Linked DNA regions of Homo sapiens: regions 1, 3 and 4 are each linked to region 2. Evidence: chromatin loops called from intact Hi-C (ENCODE). Cell type or tissue: heart right ventricle. All regions are shown on one strand. Region 1 has its middle 250 kb from the start of LINC02227. Region 2 has its middle 220 kb from the start of CLINT1. Region 3 has its middle 33 kb from the start of LINC02202. Region 4 has its middle 230 kb from the start of LINC02227.

Region 1 (5,000 bases), 86 kb before region 2:
TCAGAAGCCCTCAAGTTTCACCGTGCAGTGCTGTTTTGTTTTCATTATTGTTTTCCTGCCAAACTACCCTTTGTGTCATAGGAGATTGACATATTTATGACTCAGTTCCTGATTCAGTGAAGAGAATGACCCTTTGAAATGTCACTAGAAGGGCAATTGCTCCTTGCTGCAGATTCAGATCATCAGTTTGCTAGTTCCCCACTTCAAGACCTGTGCCCCGTTGGCACAAAGCAGACCCAAAACCTAAGGTCTCTCCACACACCCTCAATGCCAGCCTCTTGAATCAAATTACGAAAGGATCCTCTTTTCAAATGCAACTTTGATATCAGACTAACCAAAAAGATACAGCACTCTGGTCTTAGTGACACAATTCTTATCTCACTAGTGAATCTTGCAAAGAAAGATATGAAAGTCTCATTCTCCCACAGAAGGGCTTGAGTAGAATTGAGATAGTGCAGTTCAGGGGAGACTTGCTATATTATATCTGAAATCGCTAGACATTTGAAAGCAGAAATGTCTTTCCCCTTTGAGTATTGCATCCTAACTGCCATCCAGAGATGATTTATATGTGCTCATCCTTATTACAGACTACACATAATAAAGGCATGATAGAAATCATATCTGCATAGATTCAGGCAGCTCTGGGAGAGAGGCTGCCAGTTTTGTTTGACAAGACACTCAATCAAGCAAAAAGGTTTAAAATATTCCAGGAGGATCTCACTGCCTGCTCAAGACTGTATATTTTTATCCAGATAACAGAAATCCTAATTGAATACAGCATTAGTACTCATTTTTCCTAACTCCTTTTTGCAATAAGAAGCATCGACGGGAAATTATGAAAACATCTTGCTTTTGTGGTTCGGGGTTACGAAGGAGGAGAGTTTGTCATTGGGTTGTTCCCATAAACTCAGGCATCTCCAGTGCTTTGGGTGCTTCTTAGCAGGGAGTGAGGACTTCTATGCACACTGTACTTGGAAATAAACCAACATATGGCTGGGTTTTTCCCTACATTTTTTTTCACTGGGTGAAATTTTTCCTTCAGTGCTTCTTCGTCTGTTGAAATCCCTTTTAAAGCCTTCCTTGTACTTATGATAGCAGGGCCAAGACCAGGGGGAGGCAGATGAGATACTCATCTGGGTGCACAATTTAAGGGGGCACCCAAAACTCAGGAATCAAGATAAATAATATTGTAATGAAATATTTTTTAAATAGAAGTGAATGCACAAAACAACCTATGACAAATACAATTTCAAAATTTTAACTAAACGCAGGAACTAGCTACTCTGCACTGATGCAAGATGCCTCACTCTGCTCACCCCAACCATGATCTCGTTTCCAAAAATACTGTATTTACAAAAATAGGCAGCTGGCCTGTAGATCAGAGTTTCCTGATTTTATTTATTTTTCTAAATATCGCATTAAAATATTATCCTGATCCTTGCTTTGTTTGGTGCCACCTTAGATTTTGTACAGGAATAAAATGCCCGAAATATAGACAAAGATGCCCCAAAACCCACAAGGACACTAAAAAAAAAAAAAAAAAAAAAAAAAAAAAACAAATTCACTCATTCAAATACCCCCTCATCACCATGGCACCAAACACCTTTACTCCAGACTAAAGGTGAGCAGAGGAATGGAAAAAAAAAATGTTTAGGCCATGATCCCAGTTCTCAAAGAGAATCTCCTTTCCAGCCCTTCCAAGAGCTGACAGGTTGATAAAACGTTTAAGGGCATAATGTTCAAACAGAGAAAAAAATTAAAAATGTAATAATAAAGTTAAATGTAACTGTTTTAAAGCATAATTATTCCGAGAGACGAGTTTTATGTTGGACCAGCATTTGAGGTAGCAGTAGTCATTATTAACGGGAACCTCCGAGAGAGAAGATTTAAATCACCAAAGTAATAAAAGCTGAACAAGGACTAGCACCTTGAAAGGCACTTGGAGAGAAGATTGCATACAAATGCAATTAAAACGATGCTTATAAAATACTAAGATGTTAATTGGGTTCAGTCCCAGAAGCCCCAGCAGTACAGTATGTCAGAAGTTAGCTGGTTTGAAGTTTAAAAAGAGTAGTTTAATTTGTACACCTTGTCCTAATTACAGAGCTTTCTGCAGCCCGCGTATCTGTATGGTTTATTGTAGCTTGGAGCTTTGTAAAACAAACACACACACCAGTTAATTGGGTTATTGCGATGGAAAATTGGGCTACAGAACAGCAACCTCTCTTGCTGGTGTGCCTTTACAGCTGGTAATGAACGCTCCAACCACGTCAGGGGACGCTGATTTGTAAGGTGTGCCGTTTACAGCTTGGTGATTCTGTTGGTCTGAGAAATAGGAGGTGATACCGTGAAAACAAAGAATCACACCAGATAATGTTCCCTCACGACCACACTCCCGCCCCAGCTGGCTTGTTTAGAACTTTTAGCACTGCCACCCTCCCCACCCCTGGTCCCTGCCCTTTCAAATATCCCAGCACGTCTGAAGGCCACATTTTCACATTAAAGACCTGAGCCCAGAATGGAGGGGAGGAAGAGTGGCTCCTCCAGTAGCCCTGTTTTCAGAGCACCTGCAGGGAGACCTTGGGAGGTGGTGGTTTTTCTCCTAACCAGCAAATAAATACGTAATGCTATCAAAATAGGATCATTAAATTGGATTAGGAGTGAGCGCAGCTGAATCATTTTCCAGAAGTCCTGTTGGAATGTGCTTCCCACGGTTGGGGTTTTGGCCACTTTGTGCCTGGCACTGGCACACTTCCTTCATGAGGGAGACCATAAAGCTGAGACATATCATAGGCTATGGGCTCTCTCCGTTAATCTCCCTTCCCCTTCTATCTCTAGCTGCCAAACAGGAAGCCCAAACGAAGTGAGATGAGATTGTGGGGACTTTTCTTCCTACCCCAGCTAACTTATTCATCTCCAAGAGGCTCAGAAATGAGCAAGAAGGTGGCAGGCAGTCTGCAGAAACAGCAAGTGGTTCCCAGCTTGTCAAAAGTACAGGAAGGCCAGGTGCAGTGTCAGCATGCCTGTAATCCCAGCACTTTAGGAGGCCAAGGCAAGAAGATCGCTTGAGCCCAGGAGTTCAATACCAGCCTGGGAAACATAGCAAGGCCTCATCTCTACAAACAAAAAAATTAACCGAGCATAGTGGTTTACGCCTGTGGTACCAGCTACTTGAGAGGTTGAGGTGGATGATCCTTGAGCCCAGGAGGTCGATGCCATGGTGAACCATGACCGTGATCACACCACTGTACTCCAGTCTGGGTGACAGAACAGGATCTCGTCTCAAACAAAACAAAACAGAATAAAACAAACAAACAAACAAAAAAACTAAAAAAAAAGTACAGGAGGGCCCCCTTGGTCAGTGACCACAACTGAGAAAGAAATATCCTTTCCCAGCCACAGCCCAGAACAGTTCTGCAAGTGAAGTTCATGATCCAGGGCAGTCCAGAGCAGCTGGCCCAAGGCAAACTCAGACAGTCAAGCCCTAACTCCAGCCTCTCCTCCTGTGAATGAGGGGCCTGTCCACTCGCAATTGAAAAGAAAGCAATTTGATACATGAAGGCACACTAAGGAGCTGGTGTCTCAAAGTTTTCCCCAGTCAAAAGCATTTGAAATTTAAAAGAGCATTGCAATGGATAGATCACACTTTACCCAGAGTCCATTCACCATGCTGAACTCTCTGGGCATCAAGAAGAAGCTTTTCAATGTGCCTGGGTGCCATGAAGAATCTTAGAACACAGGTCTCTCTTGTTGAGGGGGTGACACTTGAGAGAGGCAAACTCCATGCCTGGCTCTCCAGGGCAGTGCTGGTCTGCACGGTGAGTGGAGGAGGGGCAATGGCCGTGGCAGCTTGGGGCAGCCTTAGGATAATTATCTACGTGAACCATCTCCTTGGACCTGAATGTTCAGAATTAAAAAGGCTTACTTTGATTCAATATTCTAAAAGGAAAGTATTGCCCCTGTCCCCTCAGCCTGGATATAATAATGCCCATGCTTACTGCCACTAAGTATCCAGGAGATCTGAAACAGAGGCTTGGACTCAGCTCATGACAGTTCTGTATCCAATTCTGGCCCTACCCCTATCCCCTGTGTAGCCTAGCACACATTTCTTAACCTCCCTCGGCCTCAATGTCCCCATCTGTAAGCCAAAGACAATTATATTACCCGCCTCTAATGTGGTTGCTGTGAGACAAGGAGACAAGGCAGGTGAAGTGCTTAGAACACTGCCAGGAACATAGTAAGCACTAAATTAATGCTTGCTATTATAATGACCACTATCAATATTATCCTTGCTTGACAGATGGGGAACTGAGGCTCAGGGAAGTTGAGTCGTGTGCTGAAGGTCACACACGGAAGTGGAAGAGCAGAAATTCACATTCAAAGCCAAGGATGCTGACTGAAAAGCCCAAGGTCTTAATCAAGATGGAGGGCATGTTTTACTGAGGGTTTACCCCCTCACACGCAAAGACCTTGACTCAACCTGGGTCTTTTCAAACCAGAATCTGGGAGAGGAGCAGGACATGGGGATGTTTGAGAGCATGAAGTTGCCTGAGATACGGTACCTCTGAGGAAAGAAGACCTCAGGCATCCGGACCTGGGAATCCAGGGTCACCGCAAACACACCACTCATGTCACAACTTCACCCTCTTGAGTCCCAACCTGGGGAATCAGACTTAAGGATGGTGGCAAGAAGAAATGCATGTGGCCCAGAGCTACTATAGTTTCTGCTCAAAATTGACTTTAAGGTTGTATTAAGAAGGGAGAAAGCATCAGCAAACCCAGCCTCCCTGGCTCCTAAACCCTGCGGCAAACAGATTATTATTATTATTTATTATTTGTTGATGGATATTCAAAGCCATCAGTCAGGTCTCCCCTCAGGCCAGCAAGCCGAGGAGGAACAGCACTAGAAATCTCGAGTTTGGCTCCCAGAGCTGCTCAGGAGCTGAGAGTTATTAAAGTACACTTTGCTATTGCTATCTGCTCTGCAGGGTGCTTGACCC
Region 2 (5,000 bases):
AACACATCTGATCAAAAACTCAAGTCCATGAAGGAATCACTAGAAGCACAAAATATTCCAGACATTTTGAGAAATGTATCTCCAAAACATGAAGCCAGGTCAACATTTAGCCTGGGTTGCCTGTGGTTATGTAACATGGCAAAATTCTGGTGAAAACACGTGATATAAAAGTGGTAAAAATTAAACTGTCAAGGAAATGCAAAAAAATGATGACTTTATCGAATAGACTATACCATTCCACTTCATGACATTGCATCCCAGGAGATTGATTCCTTGGCAAATGCAAGTTCTTTGGCACTGACAAGATGGTGCTGAGGTAAAATGTAATCGCTGTCTGCCAAGGGAAGTACAAGCGGAATAAACAGAAACCCTAACACTAGGATGAAGAATAAACATGCCTGTGAATGTGTGGATGCCAGTCTTCATTGGTATCCAGCTAAAGGGGCCAACCATATCTCAAAGTGTCACTTTGTATAAATGTCTTGATTATAGTATAGAACTATATAGATTCCATAATACAAGGTGTCACTACGTAAAAAAGTCTTCATAACAGTAATAGTGGTATGTATATCCCACAATAAAATGTTTCCATTTCCAACCTCAAAAAAAGGAAAAAGAAAGAAAATATGGTATATACAGAGAGTGGAATACAATTTAGCCATAAAAAAGAATAAAATCCTGTTATTTGTGGCAACATGTATGAGCCTAGCGGACAATATGTTAAGTGAAGTGTCAGGCACGAGAAGACAAATACCACATGTTCTCCCTCCTACATGGAAACTTTTTAAAAATATGCTTATAGAAGCAGAGAGTAGAACTGTGGTTTTTAGAGGCTGGGAAGGAGGGGGAGAGGGGAGGATAGGGAGATGCTAGTTAATAGACACAAAACTGCATAGAAGGAAAGAGTTTCCATATTCTGCTACAATATAGGGTGAATGCGGTTAGCTATAATTTAGTGTATATTTTAAGAAAACTGGAAGAGAGGATTCTGAATGTTCACAACACAAATGATAAATGTTTGAGATGATGACTATGCTAATTACCCTGATTTGATCATTATACATTGTATACATGTGTGAAAATATCACTCTCTATCCCATAGATATGTACAATAATTATGTGTCGAATAAAAAGAAAAAGAAAAAAAAAGTCCATATATTACACAGGTTTAAGAAGTTCTGGTTTTAAGCATTGTCTTTTCAGGAAAGTGGGGTAAAATGTGAATGTTCCCATCAGTTCCCATCATAGGCGGTGCCTGTGGCACCACTCTAAACTTGAGCTGTGTGTTCCAACTGCCAGTGTGAACACCAGCATCCCATGAGCCCCAAATGCAAACTGGCTTCAGACTTCTGCTCTTCTCTTTCTAAACCCCATCCATTTTTCCAGGCCTGACTTCTCCCTGACCTCATTCAACATATCTTCTGTGCCATATACTTTACCACTTTCCCTAAACTGTTTGAATTACTCACCATTGATCAACCTGTATTCCTCTTGTCTACCCAAGAATATTGTAAGATCCTGTGGGTACACCCTAGAAGAGCACGTGCCGTTAATAATAATTTCTCTTATTTTCAACAACTACAAAGCACTTTCATGCCTAGTCTCTCATTTTACTCAAACGTCAATCCTATTGGGCAAATTGGACAGGAATTACTAGAAACTTCTATCAAGATAAGGAAACTGAGGTCCAGAGAAGTTTGGTAATTGAATTTGAACCCATTAAGTGAACTCACAAACATGCTAATAAACTCTGTAATCTTCTGACCTCCATACTGATCTGAGGGTCTGTTTGATATTACATGATTTTCCTTAAAACTGTTCTTCAAAGAAATAGTGGACATCCAGTCCAGCAACCTCACTGCCGAGCCTTCATAATACTCATCCAGGTTGTAATTGTATAGTTATTTTCTGATTATAAGCCTGATCCAAAGTGAGTGCTTAATAAATATTTGCTAATGAATGAATTCTACCTCCTGCGCTGACTCTAAGTTTTAGTAGAGTGATGGCAAACCTGCTTTGCTCATTATCAAATCCCCAGCTCCTAACTAGCGCCTCACACAGAGTAGGCCTTTATGAAATATTTATTGATAAACAAATGAACCAATCAATTAGTCAATGCCTAAATGCCCTCCTTTGAAAAGCATCCATGAGGCCCACAATCAGATTTCTTTTAAAAATCTACTTTCTGTTAACCCCCCAAACCAGGGCAGTGAACCCAAAACAGAATAAAATTACTTCTAAAATGAACTGTTACCCAGTTGCAAATTGGCTCTGGCTGCTGCTGCTGCTTCTCCCCCATTGACACTCTTTTCAGGCAGCGATTTCAGGTGATGGCATTATCATCAGCGGAATTCAATAAAGCGGCTGGCTTCCCCGCCCCCCACCCCCCCATCCATGTTTATTTTCTATAATCCGTCTTACAGCGGGAGACCATTACCCAGTCAAACAACGTTCAATTTCATCGGCATTACCGCTTCAAGGAAACAGGCAGAGGGTTCGCACAAACGTGTGTGTAGTAAATTTAGTCTTTTAATAGGTTCATTCTTTATTAGGTATTTATTTCGGGAGGCAAAGTCCTAATTAGATTAAGTGGAGAAGCTAAAAAGCTATGGAAACCCACAGAGATATTCCAGAATTAGATGGATTTGGTTTAGCTTTCCAGTTTCCCCTTTATTTTCTTCAGTTGGCTGGAGAAATCCACACAGCAATCTCCAGCCCCTCAGATAAGAGTTTGTGAAATGAAACCCTGCCAACGTTTTGTGTGAGGAAGTCGCATTTGTCTTTCTCCTGCGCAAAGTTATGTGGGACTAGAATCGAGGAAAAAGCAGCTCCCAGAGCCAATGGTGAACCCAATTTACTGTGGCAGATGAATATAACAAAGGTGGTGGTCTAGATGTTTGGCCTCAAGGCACAATTCAATTTTCAGCTGTTTCAAAGCTATTATGTCAAAGGCTGTTTGCATAAACATAAAGTTGCCGGGGTGATCTTGGGCAGGCGGGAGTGGAGACGTCTGCCCTCTACTGCTCAAAATGGAGATAGCGGCTGGACGTCCCCTCAACCCAGAATTAGAGCTACAAAAACTTCAGCTGTCTCCCAAATAACAGGCCATCTCCAGAACCTTCTGAAACTTTTTCTCTCAAGCTTTAAAACCAGAGTGATTATTCAGTTTTGTGTCGAGGGGGGAAATGCAGTAGACTGAGGATGTGATGAGTTGATGGATGATGTGGGAACCTATGAAAAAGCTATTTCCCTTCTTAGAATTTGAAAGAAAATTCCTTTCACCCGCCCATCCACCCACACGTATATATTTATATCATCACATTGATATTTAATATGTTTTTTAACATAGAAAGCAGAAACAGACAATGACTCACAGGAAACAAATCAATACATTTCAGAATGGGCTAAAAATGTCACCATAAAAAAATGCTTAATGTTTATGAGGGCAAGTGTAGGGGCATATCTTCTCAGTTTCATGTTGGAATTTAGTAATTTCCTCATGTTTTGCCTCTCTTTGTTCTTCTCTTTAATGAAAACTGTGCCAAGCTATATGGTAAGCACCTTACGCTCTCAGAGAGACACCAATAACGTGTAAATGTTCCTTCTAAATACAGATCTTTTTTGGTGAAATACAGCATGGGCCACTGCTGGGGGGGACTTTTCAGATGGGGTCCCCCAGACAAAGAGGAAGGTCAAATGCAAATAGGGGGAAGATGTGGTCTGAGAGACACTGATGTAAAATCCAGTCAGTCCAGAACCAAACCTGGAGCAGAAAAACACCCATCAGATGATATTGATTCCAAATGGCACAGAATTAATCCCCAATTTGATTTTGTAAACTAATGTTCCTATATCCAGAGTTATCCTTAAAATGTTTTATATTGTAAAATGTCCAATCTTTGTTCATTACGGAACACAAAATATTCCCTCGGGACACCCAGGTACCAAATAAGGCCCTGGCATGAAGACTGGATGATATAAATACATACATGGTGTTCACAGTCCAGTGAAGTTTATAGTTCAGTGAAAGAGACTGTCATTCATCAGATAAAACAATCCAGTCATTAATTACAAAATGAAGGTGATTAAAAAATGGTGCTCATAGGCCGGGCACGGTGACTAACGCCTGTAATCCTAGCACTTTGGGAGGCCAAGGCGGGTGGATCACCTGAGGTCAGGAGTTTGAGACCAGCCCGGCCAACATGGTGAAACCCTGTCTCTACTAAAAACACAAAAACTAGCCGGGCATGGTGGCAGGCACCTGGAATCCCAGCTACTCAGAAGGCTGAGGCAGGAGAATCCCTTGAACCGAGGAGGCAAAGGTTGCAGTGAGCTGAGATCGCACCATTGCACTCCAGCCTAGGTGACAAGAGTGAGACTCCGTCTCAAAAAAAAAAAGAAAAAAAAAAAAGATGCTCATAGAGCATGTTTAATAGGATACCTGCACTAAGACAATCCCTATTATGGCAAAATAATTGTCTATAATAATTTTTTAAAATCTAATTATTGGTGTGTTTCCTCATTCTCTAGGCACTGTCTGAGGTCTTCATATGGTTTTCTCATTGAATCCTCACCGCACCCCATGAGGTAAGCATATTATTCCATTTCACTGATGAATAAACTGAGATTTAAAGAAGTAACATAACTCGTCCAAGAGCATACAGCTAGTAGGTGGCTCATAACTGTCTAAGTCCAAACTCAACACGCTTCAGTGCTTCCTGCTTTCTTAGTTATCTAACTATTCTAGAAAATTCAGTCAATGAGTTTGAGAATCAACACATTCACATTAAGCAGAGCTACTGTATTTTCTTAAAGTTTCACAAACCAAAAAGAGTTAACTATTTTTAAGAAATGGAGGAATGGGTGCTGACAGCTGGGGTAGTTAGTAGACAAGTGTGGTTTCTAAGGCCAGACTGCTTGGGTTCAAATCTCAGAACTATCAGTTACTATCTGGGTGACATTGGGGCAAGCTTCTTCATCTTCCCATACTTAGGTCTCCT
Region 3 (5,000 bases), 1.1 Mb before region 2:
TCAACTGCATCCTGGCCAGCACTCCAGTTTCCTTAGCGGGTGGAAGAGGCTAAGGAAAGAGGGCAGAGAGGGGGAATCATGAGAGAGGAGGCTAGACACATACTCACAACCATGAGGTCGTGGGTAGGGCTGGTGCACCACCTTAAGAAGCGACTCCAGATCCAGTGACTCACTCTCACCACTGCATCCTCGCCAGCACTCCAGTTTCTTTTCCTTTTAAGATGAGGATAATTATATTTCAGAGGAGCTTTTGTTTATTTGTTCATCGCCAGCTTCCTCTAGTCCAAACATAGATGGTTGGTTGGTTGGGTTCAATGCCAGGACCCAACCTGGATAGCCAGTTTTCTGTATGTGATGACATTAAATGTGTGAATTTTTATAAAATTGTGTGTACCTTTGAGGAATTTTTCAGGCATCTAGGGAATTTGAACTAGTAATTTATAATAGATTTCCTTGACTAGCAAGGTAATTCCCTAATGAAAAGAGCGGCACTTTATCTCAAACTGTATGCAGCAGTGGAAAGAAACTTAACAGGACTTTGACATTCTCAAGCTTCTAGGTGCAAGTTTACTTGTTTATTTTGCTCTTTTTTTTTTTTTTTTTAAAAAAAAAGACAATTTAAAATTCTTTAAAATCTTATTTTACCTTTTTTTGTAACTTTTATTTTGATTTAATTTCAAATTTACAGAAGTTGCTAGAACTTTTATGTACCCTTCACCCAGATTCACCAGTTGTTAACATTTTGCAACATTTGATTATCCTATTACAATAGGATGTATTTGATTGTATTTCTTCACAATACACACACACACTCTCACACTATTATTTTTGAACCACTTGAGCATAAGCCGCAGATGTAATGCCCTTTTAACCCTAAATATTTCAGTGTGTATTTCCTAAGGCAAGACATTTTCTTACATAACTACAGTAAAATGATCAAAACCAAACAATGTAACACAGGTACAGTATTATTATTTAATCTGCAGTATCTACTTCACAGAATTATTTAGCTTTCACCCATCATCGCAATAATGTCCTTCAGTTTGCAGCGCCTCCCCTGAGGTCCCTTGCAGAATTGACCCCGGGATTATGCATTGTTTTCAGTTGTCATGTCTCTTTGGTCTCCTTAATCCGAAACAATTCTTCACGCCATTTTGACTTTCAAAACGTTTATATTTTTATTTATTTATTTTATTATACTTTAAGTTCTGGGATACATATGCAGAACGTGCAGATTTGTTACATAGGTATACATGTGCCATGGTGGTTTGCTGCACCCATCAACCCATCATCTACATTAGGTATTTCTCCTAATGTTTTCCCTCCCCTAGCCCCCAACCCCCAACAGGCCCCAGTGTGTGATGTTCTACATTTATATTTTTAAAAAGAAATACATAACAATACCAATAGATTATAGATTTAGACATAATCTATACATGCATATGTACTCTATAATATATCTAAAGATATATAATATCTACTATATAACCTATTCATGATAGACTCATGAATTCTAGATCCATAGATTGTAGATTGTGTAAGCATTCATGAGTTTATTCTAATAAATAAATGCAAACATGCATAAGCGAATCGGGAAAGCCCCTCTTTGAGTAAAATGTTAACTAATAAAATGGAGAAAGGAATGACAGAATTAGAAAATTATCATTTTGCAACTATTATAATAATAATTGATTTAGGCAAGAATTATCCATGGATACTAAAACTAGTGGATGAAAGTTTGAAAAGGAAAATGATGCTTATATAGCCTCAAAATATTGTCCCTCAAATCATTAAGAAAGGAAGAACAGTAACTCTACAGGAGATAAACCTGGGAGATAACACGGTAACCAAGTGACTGAAGTTAGCATCGCCAATGATAGAACAAGCCTTCATCATGTACCTCTTGACATAATGCACTAAGGAAGATACTCCTTCACCTCTGAGATATTCTTGTTAAGAATAATCTAATCATGAGGAAATAGACAAACCCACACTACGAGATATTCTACAAAACAATGTTTCCTTTTTAATGACAAGCCTGCTTAAGTCAAGGGTTGCATCAAGAGTTGCATTTTCACAAAGTAAACCATGAGATATTATCTTACAACAGTCAGACAGAATAGCAATTATTAAAAAGTCTAAAAACAATAGATGTTGGCAAGGATGTGAAGTAAAGAGAATGCTTATACACTGTTGGTGGGAATGCATATTAATACAACCTTTATGGAAAACAGTATGATTTCTCAAAGAACTAAAAATAGGACTACCATTTGATCCAGCAATCCTGCTACTGGGTATAAACCCAAAGGGAAAGAAACAATTATATAAAAAAAGATATTTGCACTAATATGCTTATCAGAGCACTATGCACAATAGCAAAGACATGGAGTTAACCTGACTGTCTCCATCAATGGAGGATTGGATAAAGGAAATGAAGTAAAGATATACCACGGAATACTACTTAGCCATAAAAAAGAATAAAATCATGTCTTTTGCAGCAACATGGATGAAACTGGAGGCCATTATCCTCAGTGAAATAATTCAGAAACAGAAAGTCAAATACCCCATGTTCTCCCTTATAATTGGGAACTGATCAATGGATACACAGGAACATACAGAGTGGAATAGACATTGGACACTACAAAAGGTGAAAGGGTGGGAGGGTCGTGAGGGTTGAAGAACTACCTGTTGTGTACAATGTTCGCTATCTGGGTGATGGGCACCCAGTAGTGAAGCCTAGACTTCACTACTAAGCATGTAAGAAACCTGCGCTTGTACCCTCTAAATATGTAAAAATATTTTTAAAGTTGCATTTTCAAGGAATACCACTAGATGTCACTGTGGTTTTGCAGGTTGCACAAATTTTATCAGTAAAGACATAAATTCCTTGGTGGCCTGCCTCTTGACTTTGACTCATTTCTAGACTGGGCACATTTAGCCAATTTCAACACATATAGCCTTTGTGAAGCCTACAAATTAAATAATGGTAAAAGCAACGAGGAAGGAGGCAGCCGGCTTAAAGCTTGTTTCTGCGATTACAAGCCGTGGGAGCCGGGCAGTTACTGCTCCGTCTCTGGACTTGGTTTCCACATGTGGAGGAGACTTGGATTGCCTGCTCTTAGTCTCTTCAAGCTCTCGTAGTCTATGACTTTAAACTGATGTTTTTTCAACTAAAATTATTTCAGTGCCCCTTACAAGATTTTTGTCCAACGACATTGAACCCACTACTGATTTTTCTGTTTTGTTTTGTTTTTAAACTCAGAGCTTTTATTTATATAGTACTTGTTTTTAAGTTGACTCAGCTTTTTAAAATGTAAATAAAGAAAAAAATGTCATAGGCCCATCACAAGTGGAAACCAGTTCACTTGCCATAAATAAAGGTAACCACAAAAATAAATGTAATAAAAACAACGTAATATAATTAAATTCAAGCGATTGTTTGCCAAAGGCTCAGAGCATGAGTCTACTCTTTTTTCCTCCTTTTTTTAAAAGGGAGATTTGGCAGTGTTGAAGAGGAGTTGAAGACAGACCAGCCCCGAGACTTTCCTTTCAATGTCAGCAGAAGAATTGAGACTGAGAAGACCTTTCTCTCTGTGCAGTTTACAAAACCAACCACAATACTTCATGTACCGTCCAAAACCAGTCTCATGCTTTTATAAGCTGTTCTAAGCTATAAGATTCTTTTTTTTTTCTTATTCTTGATTCTTCAATATTTCTAAAGGGCATGATTAGAAATCATACATTATTAAATGTTTTCTTCAACATATATTTAAGCTTTCATTTTATTTTGGTATCCATTTCAGTTTTGTATTGGTTTAACTTCCCTTTAATGTTTATTTAAATTTGCCTTTACATTCAGTCTTCTTCCACTTAAAACACTCACTCTCTTTTTAACAGAGGAGGTGATATATACCCCTCTGCTGTCAATGTCGAAGCAATTACGTGCCACCAAATGGCTTGTGATGTGCCATCTCCTCCTGATAAAGGCTCATGATAGATAGGATGTGGCAGAGGTCAGGAATTCTGCTGAGTACAACCTGAGGGTATCCTTCAAATTGCTTGAGCTTTCTCCAAATCCCCTAGGACACAATCAGAAAACGAGTCCCCTTTAATTTTGGTGCAGAGCTTTTTTCTTCCTTCTTCACAGAGATTCAGAGTGAAGATGCGTTAGGCTGAGCCATCTAATTGCATTCTTTACTCCCTAACATTAGTTTAGCCCTTTCCTGCTTTGTATCATCTATTATAATTACTAATTTGCTGGCCACAATTAGCATAGGGGGTTTTATAGAAGCAGAAACAATTTCTTAGCTGCCCAATGTTACTAAATAATTTAAAAAGGGGAAGACAACGAATTTCCATCAAATGTGCTTTGTTTTCTTAATGCATGTGTTGCCATTAAGGAAAACCATTATAAGGTAAAGAAATCAGGAAATTCATAAAGATCAATACACCAATTATTTCCTGCATTATAAAAGTTACCTCTTCATAATTTTCTTTTCCTGGTGAGGTAGATTTAATTTGCTATTAGAAACTCAAAAGCTGAGAGGTCAGTTTCACTGTTCAAAACAGACTGCTCTTTGTCTAGCAGGAAACAATGTTTTCCCAAAAAAAAGTCCAGAGAGATCACATCCCCCAAAAAAATCATCATTGAAAAGGTTGATTATGAATCAATAGAAACTTTTTTTTCTATAACAAATTATGTTGAACTATACTGTACCCCCCAGGCCCCACCCCCAAATCAGAGTAAGAATCTCTTGGGGGTTTTTTGTTTGTTTTTTGTTAGTTTTCATCACTGTAACTATGCTGAAATTCAAAGCAGGGTGGGCAGATATTACACAACTTCATGAAATATACTAAATATACCAGTGGAAATCAAATGTGAGGCATGGTTAGTTTCTGCTGGCAGACTTACTTGAGATTTTCTGAAGAATTCTTCAGGTTTCCTCCAGCCCCATTTGTTCCTGATGCTGATCAGTGTTGATGATTCCATTATCTTCTTT
Region 4 (5,000 bases), 100 kb before region 2:
GAAGGGAGGAAGGCAAATGCAGAAGAAGAAGGACATTGATTTAAAAATATTAAAAGACAGAGTTGGAAGGAATCTAAATAAAGCAAGTGCTTTACAGATGAGGGCAGTGGGATCCCAAGACAAGTCTCCGAAGTTCTAACAACAGCAAAGGAGTAATCCTATTGATGATGATGATAATGGCAACTGATATTTGCTTACTGTTATTTCCCGGACAAATCCGTCTTTTACTGCAGGTTTGCAAATGCCCATGTTTATTTCTAGTTCTGGGCTTCTAGGTCCTCCATAATAGTAAAAGCTCATGTTTATTGCAGGTGTGTGACAGCCACTGTTTAAATGCTTTACATGTCATATTGCACTTAGTCCTCCTCCCCCCACAGGAAAAAAAAAATCCAGGAGGTAAGCATTGTTATTATCTTGATTTTACAAGTGGGGAAACCAAGACCTACAGAGGTTGATAACTTGGCCGGCATCACAAGTAGCCAGAAGTCACAGCGGATCTATCTCCCCAGCTCACACTGAAAAACTATTTGTTGGATGAATAGGTGACTCTTAAACTGATGTATTCTTCGTACAATCCTGCTCCAGCGCTAGTCCCATCACTCTGATTTTCTGGGGGACACTCTGTCAAAAATCCCTCCAGACTTCTCTGTTTCTGGGGCAGAGTCTTTTGAGTCCCTGGGCCAGACCAGGGGTGAGGTAACTTGGTAAATGGCTGAATAGTAAATAGTTTAGGTTTTGCAGACCACATACCAGTTCTGCCATATACCTTTGTTTCTGTTTTTGGCTTATTTCAATCCTTTGAAAGTGTAAAAATCATTCTTAGCTTGAGAGCTCCCTCTTACTCCTGTTCTTGGTCTCAAAACCTTGGAGTCAAATTTCCCTCTCCTACCACCTACCCATCCAATCATAAAGTTCTTTGGATTTGGGGTGTCTCTCAAAATGCCCTTTAAATCTTTTTTAGCACCCATGTCCCCTAGTTCAGGACCCCATTCTCTCATGCATGCTCTGGTCACCAAAATGGTCTCCCTGCTCCCCAGAGAAGCCCATGTGTCACCACTGGATTTATTTTCCCAAACAATGCTTTGCACAGATAATTCTCATGATAAAATATCCTCAAATCTAAGCCCCTTAGTCTGCATTAAGGACCAGTCCCCCAGAACACACACACAGACACCCATACAGTTATATAGTCCTTAATGATCATACACAGAATCCTACTAACATTTAATATGCTAACATCACACTAACAGCAATAAGCATACTAACATTGAGTGAGCATTAATATGAGCTAGCCACTCTGATAGACACATGATCATCTCAGTTAAGCCTTACCAGACAGAACCCTATGAGACAGGTATGATTGCGACCCCATTTTACAGATGAGTTGCTGAGGCCCAGAGAGGTCTAGAGAGATGAAGTGACATGAGCTAGTTTATGCAGTGAATTGATAAAACGAGGAACTGAATGGTGGCCATCAGACTCCAGAGGCCGTTCCCTAAATCTCCACCCTCTATGGCCTTTAACCATGTCTCCCCCTCTGCCCTCTGAGAACCTCAACCACAGTCCCTCCGAGAAACATCCTCAAAGGGACCACATCTCAACTCTTGTCCTGGAAAAGATGTTGATGCCTGAACTTGGAGCACCATAAATGGAGCAGGCATGCCCCTCTGTCCAAACAGCAGACCCCATCAGATGTCCCCAGCACCAGGCTGCCAGCCAACAAGAGGGCAGCTCCGCACAGCTGCATTGCAAAGCAGCAGACCAGGGCGAGCTACTAACATGTGGATGCCGCCACTCCACAACTTGCTTAAAAGCCACACTGTGTTTCCTGGACAATGGCCGCAGGCCAAAACACACACATTCCAGTTTTTACGACTATAAGGTAAGCATTCTTTTAATGGCTCTTTCCCTGTTCCTTCACTCTCATTTGTGTTGTTTTCCTGGTTCCCTCTCCTGGATTTTTTCCTTTCTTAGCTCAGCTCTGCTCTCTGCCTCCCTTGTTTCCAGAGCCTCCTGCCTCAAAGCTTCCTTGTCTCTATCTCCTGCCTGGCTTTTCTGCAGCTTCCTTACTGTAGTAGTCTTCTCCTCCTTTCTGGGTTTTGGTCAGCTTTTCCCTAATTACTAGACTTCCCTTCCTCCTGTCTTCCTGTTTGCTTAAGGAAGCCTCCCTCCCCTCCCTTCACTTGTGTCTTCTTCCCACTTCTGCCAGCCTGCCGGCCTCTCTGCTTCCCAGTGGCCTCTCCCCATTGCCCTTTTCTTCCTTTCTGGACACCTGGTCATCCTTGCCCCACTCTCCCTTCCCCACACCCTTCATCTTTCACCTCTGTTCTTTGTCCCTTGTCTCCTCTCTCTGCTCCTCCCTCCCCTCCCTCATGGGTCCCCTCCTGGTTTCCATCCCCCCATCACCCCTCCCCTTATCTTTGTTTTCCTTCTTTCTGGCTGCTGATAGAGTGGGAGTAGTTGCAGGCTGTGTCCCTGATTTCACATGCAGACCAGGAGCCAGCCTGTCAGTCTAACAATAAAATTGCACGGAAACGGAGGTCTCAGTGCCTACATGCAGTTTGCCCCTAAATGGAGCTGAGCTAGAAGGTTTCAGAGCAAAGCCACCAAGAGTCCCAGGCATCTGGTTCTACAGGCAGGATAGAGAAAGGACTTACTGTTTCTTTTTCCCACTGATCTGGTGTAAGTCAAGGCCAAAGACCAGGGCTGAGACGTGTCATTTGTAGGTTGCAGCCTTGGGGTGGGACCTCCATGACCATCCCTGCCTCCTGACAATAATACACAAAACACACACGTGCGCACACACACACACATGCTCATTTTCTTATTCACTTTCCTTCAGAGCAAAGGCCCTGTAACTTTTCAGATGAAGTATACAAAACTCCCACACTGCAAAATAAAAGCTATAAAGAGAACAAGAGCCACTACCACAGAAGGAGATGTTGCTGCTGGGGAAAGGGCTGCCTCCATCCCCTCTACTCCCGCCCATCAATTCTTTTCAACTTTAGTTGTTCCCTGTTTCCTTGACTGAGCCCCCATTCAAGCTGAGCTGGTGCCTTTCCTTAGAGGACAGCGCCATCTAGCAGGTGAAATGCCAGACCCTTAGCTGAGAGGCGAGAAGAAAAACTTTCCCAGCTGCAGGCTCCCTGGTTCCCAGCTTCTCTTTTTAAGTCTCAGCCAGTCAAACCCCAACAGGTCTGAAAAAATGTGATTTAACCCTTTAGCCTTGTTGAAGATTTAAGTGTCTTCCAATCACCCCTATTTCTCCAGTGCCTGATTTTGTTTCCATCTGTGGCCTTAGTTCCTAGAAAAAGCTAGAACGTTCTAGGTGAGCCAACAGTCTGCGTCTGATGCTTGGGACTTAAGGTGACTTTTTTTTTTTTTTTTTTTTTTTTTTGAGACGGAGTCTCGCTTTGTCGCCCAGGCTGGAGTGCAGTGGCACCATCTCGGCTCACCACAAGCTCCGCCTCCCAGGTTCACGCCATTCTCCTGCCTCAGCCTCCCAAGTAGCTGGGACTACAGGCACCCGCCACACACATGGCTAAGTTTTTTGTATTTTTTTAGTACAGATGGGGTTTCACCGTGTTAGCCAGGATGGTCTCGATCTCCTGACCTTGTGATCCGCCCGCCTCAGCCTCCCAAAGTGCTGGGATTACAGGCGTGAGCCACCGCGCCCAGCCTTCAGGTGATTTTTTCCAAAGCAAAACAAAATAGAATTTCCCAAAGCAGTCTAGAGGATGGCTTAGGCTCCATCTGGAGTTAAGTGGCAATCTTTCTTTCTCTTTCCTTTTTCTATCACGGTTTCGTCTTTCCTTCTGTAAAGACCCTATCTCCAAATATGCCCGCATTCTGAGATAGTGGGGGTTTATGACTTCAACATCAACTTCTGGAAGAACACAATTCAGCCCATAACAGATGGCAGATGGTTTTCTTTTCTCTTGCAAACTCTGATCAGTTGGTGGTGGCTGCTCAGACCCCTTGCCAAAGAGAGTGAGAAGGATTCTAAGATCAAATCCATATGGGGCAGAAAAGAGTGCTGTGAATGACTGTCAATGTCTGCTACAGGCATGGGAGTATGGAGGGGCAGCGGGATGGTCCCATGCTTGCCCTTGCTGGAGTAGGGCATGTGCACAACATAGACCCTGCCTCTCAGGAGCAGGGAACATCTATCAGCACTATATATCTCAACATACCAAAAACATCCCAAGGCCACACTTCTGAAAGAAGGCCCAGGGCCATTGTGTAGTCCTCTCAAGCCCTTCATTTTACAGATGAGGAAAACTGAGGTCCAGAGAGCTTGTGTCTTGCCTATGATCCCTCAGCTCCTTTGTGGCAATACCAAGACTAGACCCTAACTTCATATCTCCTGACCTATTTGCTTTTTCCCAAGATCTCCAGTTGCTCCTGGTAACATCAAATGAAGACAGAAATTCTTGTATTGCCCATGCGAGATTCCCCAAGTCCCTCATCCTACAGACCCAAGAAGGAAGCATGTGAAGAGAGCGAAGCTAAACGTTGAAGGTCCTGGTTGGAGTTGGTGGTCAACTCCACTGTTGCTTGGATCACTAGGCATTAAAGGGTTCTGAGGCTGCATTTAGGCCTTTCCAGAGAGAACACTGTCATCCATTAGCAATGGCTGCCATTGCTATGGGCACAGGATTGGACAGTAGAAAGATGAATATTATATATTTGTCGGGTTAGGTCATCTCCGAAGTCCCTTCCAGTTCTAAGATTTTGCAATAAGAGCCTTGAGCAGGAATCAGGTTTCTTTCTTGAACTTAAATGAGAAAACTAGGTTAAGGGACATGCTGATGTTCTGGATGTCTGAATATATATGTGACCTGCTCCAAGGGCTTTCAGAAAAGGCCTCTTCTTTGCACCGTTATGACCCAGAAGGCCCAACTCCCCATTACATATGATCCATAGTTTCAGTCCCACTGAAGTTCTTACTGGTATTTCTCCATATGCACTTTTCACCCTAATGTCAGCTAGTGAGACTC

What was found. Peaks named below come from ENCODE experiments on the same cell type or tissue, not always from the same donor. Only the 100,000 strongest peaks of a DNase experiment are listed, where the experiment ranks them.
Region 1: a loop joins it to region 2, with 3 times the contacts of the local background. A loop is called at or near these places in 14 of 110 quality-filtered maps.
Region 3: a loop joins it to region 2, with 5 times the contacts of the local background. A loop is called at or near these places in 46 of 110 quality-filtered maps.
Region 4: it touches region 2 in a loop (3-fold over the local background); 14 of 110 quality-filtered maps call a loop at or near these places.

Annotation. Positions count from the first base shown.
Region 1 is chr5:158,159,952-158,164,951 of GRCh38, reverse strand. No RefSeq gene overlaps it. Among named protein-coding and RNA genes, the nearest start is that of LINC02227, 250 kb to the left of the region's middle. RefSeq lists an enhancer at 1,483-2,931. In heart right ventricle, no CTCF peak of the experiment used is centred here; no DNase peak of the experiment used is centred here; H3K27me3 peaks cover 818 bases.
Region 2 is chr5:158,073,457-158,078,456 of GRCh38, reverse strand. It overlaps the pseudogene LOC100128898. Among named protein-coding and RNA genes, the nearest start is that of CLINT1, 220 kb to the right of the region's middle. In heart right ventricle, a CTCF peak has its summit at 3,020 (motif pointing left); a DNase peak (open chromatin) is centred at 2,996; H3K4me3 peaks cover 569 bases; H3K27ac peaks cover 608 bases.
Region 3 is chr5:159,131,180-159,136,179 of GRCh38, reverse strand. No RefSeq gene overlaps it. Among named protein-coding and RNA genes, the nearest start is that of LINC02202, 33 kb to the right of the region's middle. In heart right ventricle, a CTCF peak has its summit at 2,840 (motif pointing right); a DNase peak (open chromatin) is centred at 3,022; H3K4me3 peaks cover 475 bases.
Region 4 is chr5:158,173,194-158,178,193 of GRCh38, reverse strand. No RefSeq gene overlaps it. Among named protein-coding and RNA genes, the nearest start is that of LINC02227, 230 kb to the left of the region's middle. In heart right ventricle, CTCF peaks have their summits at 860 and 3,083; a DNase peak (open chromatin) is centred at 3,073; H3K27ac peaks cover 2,073 bases.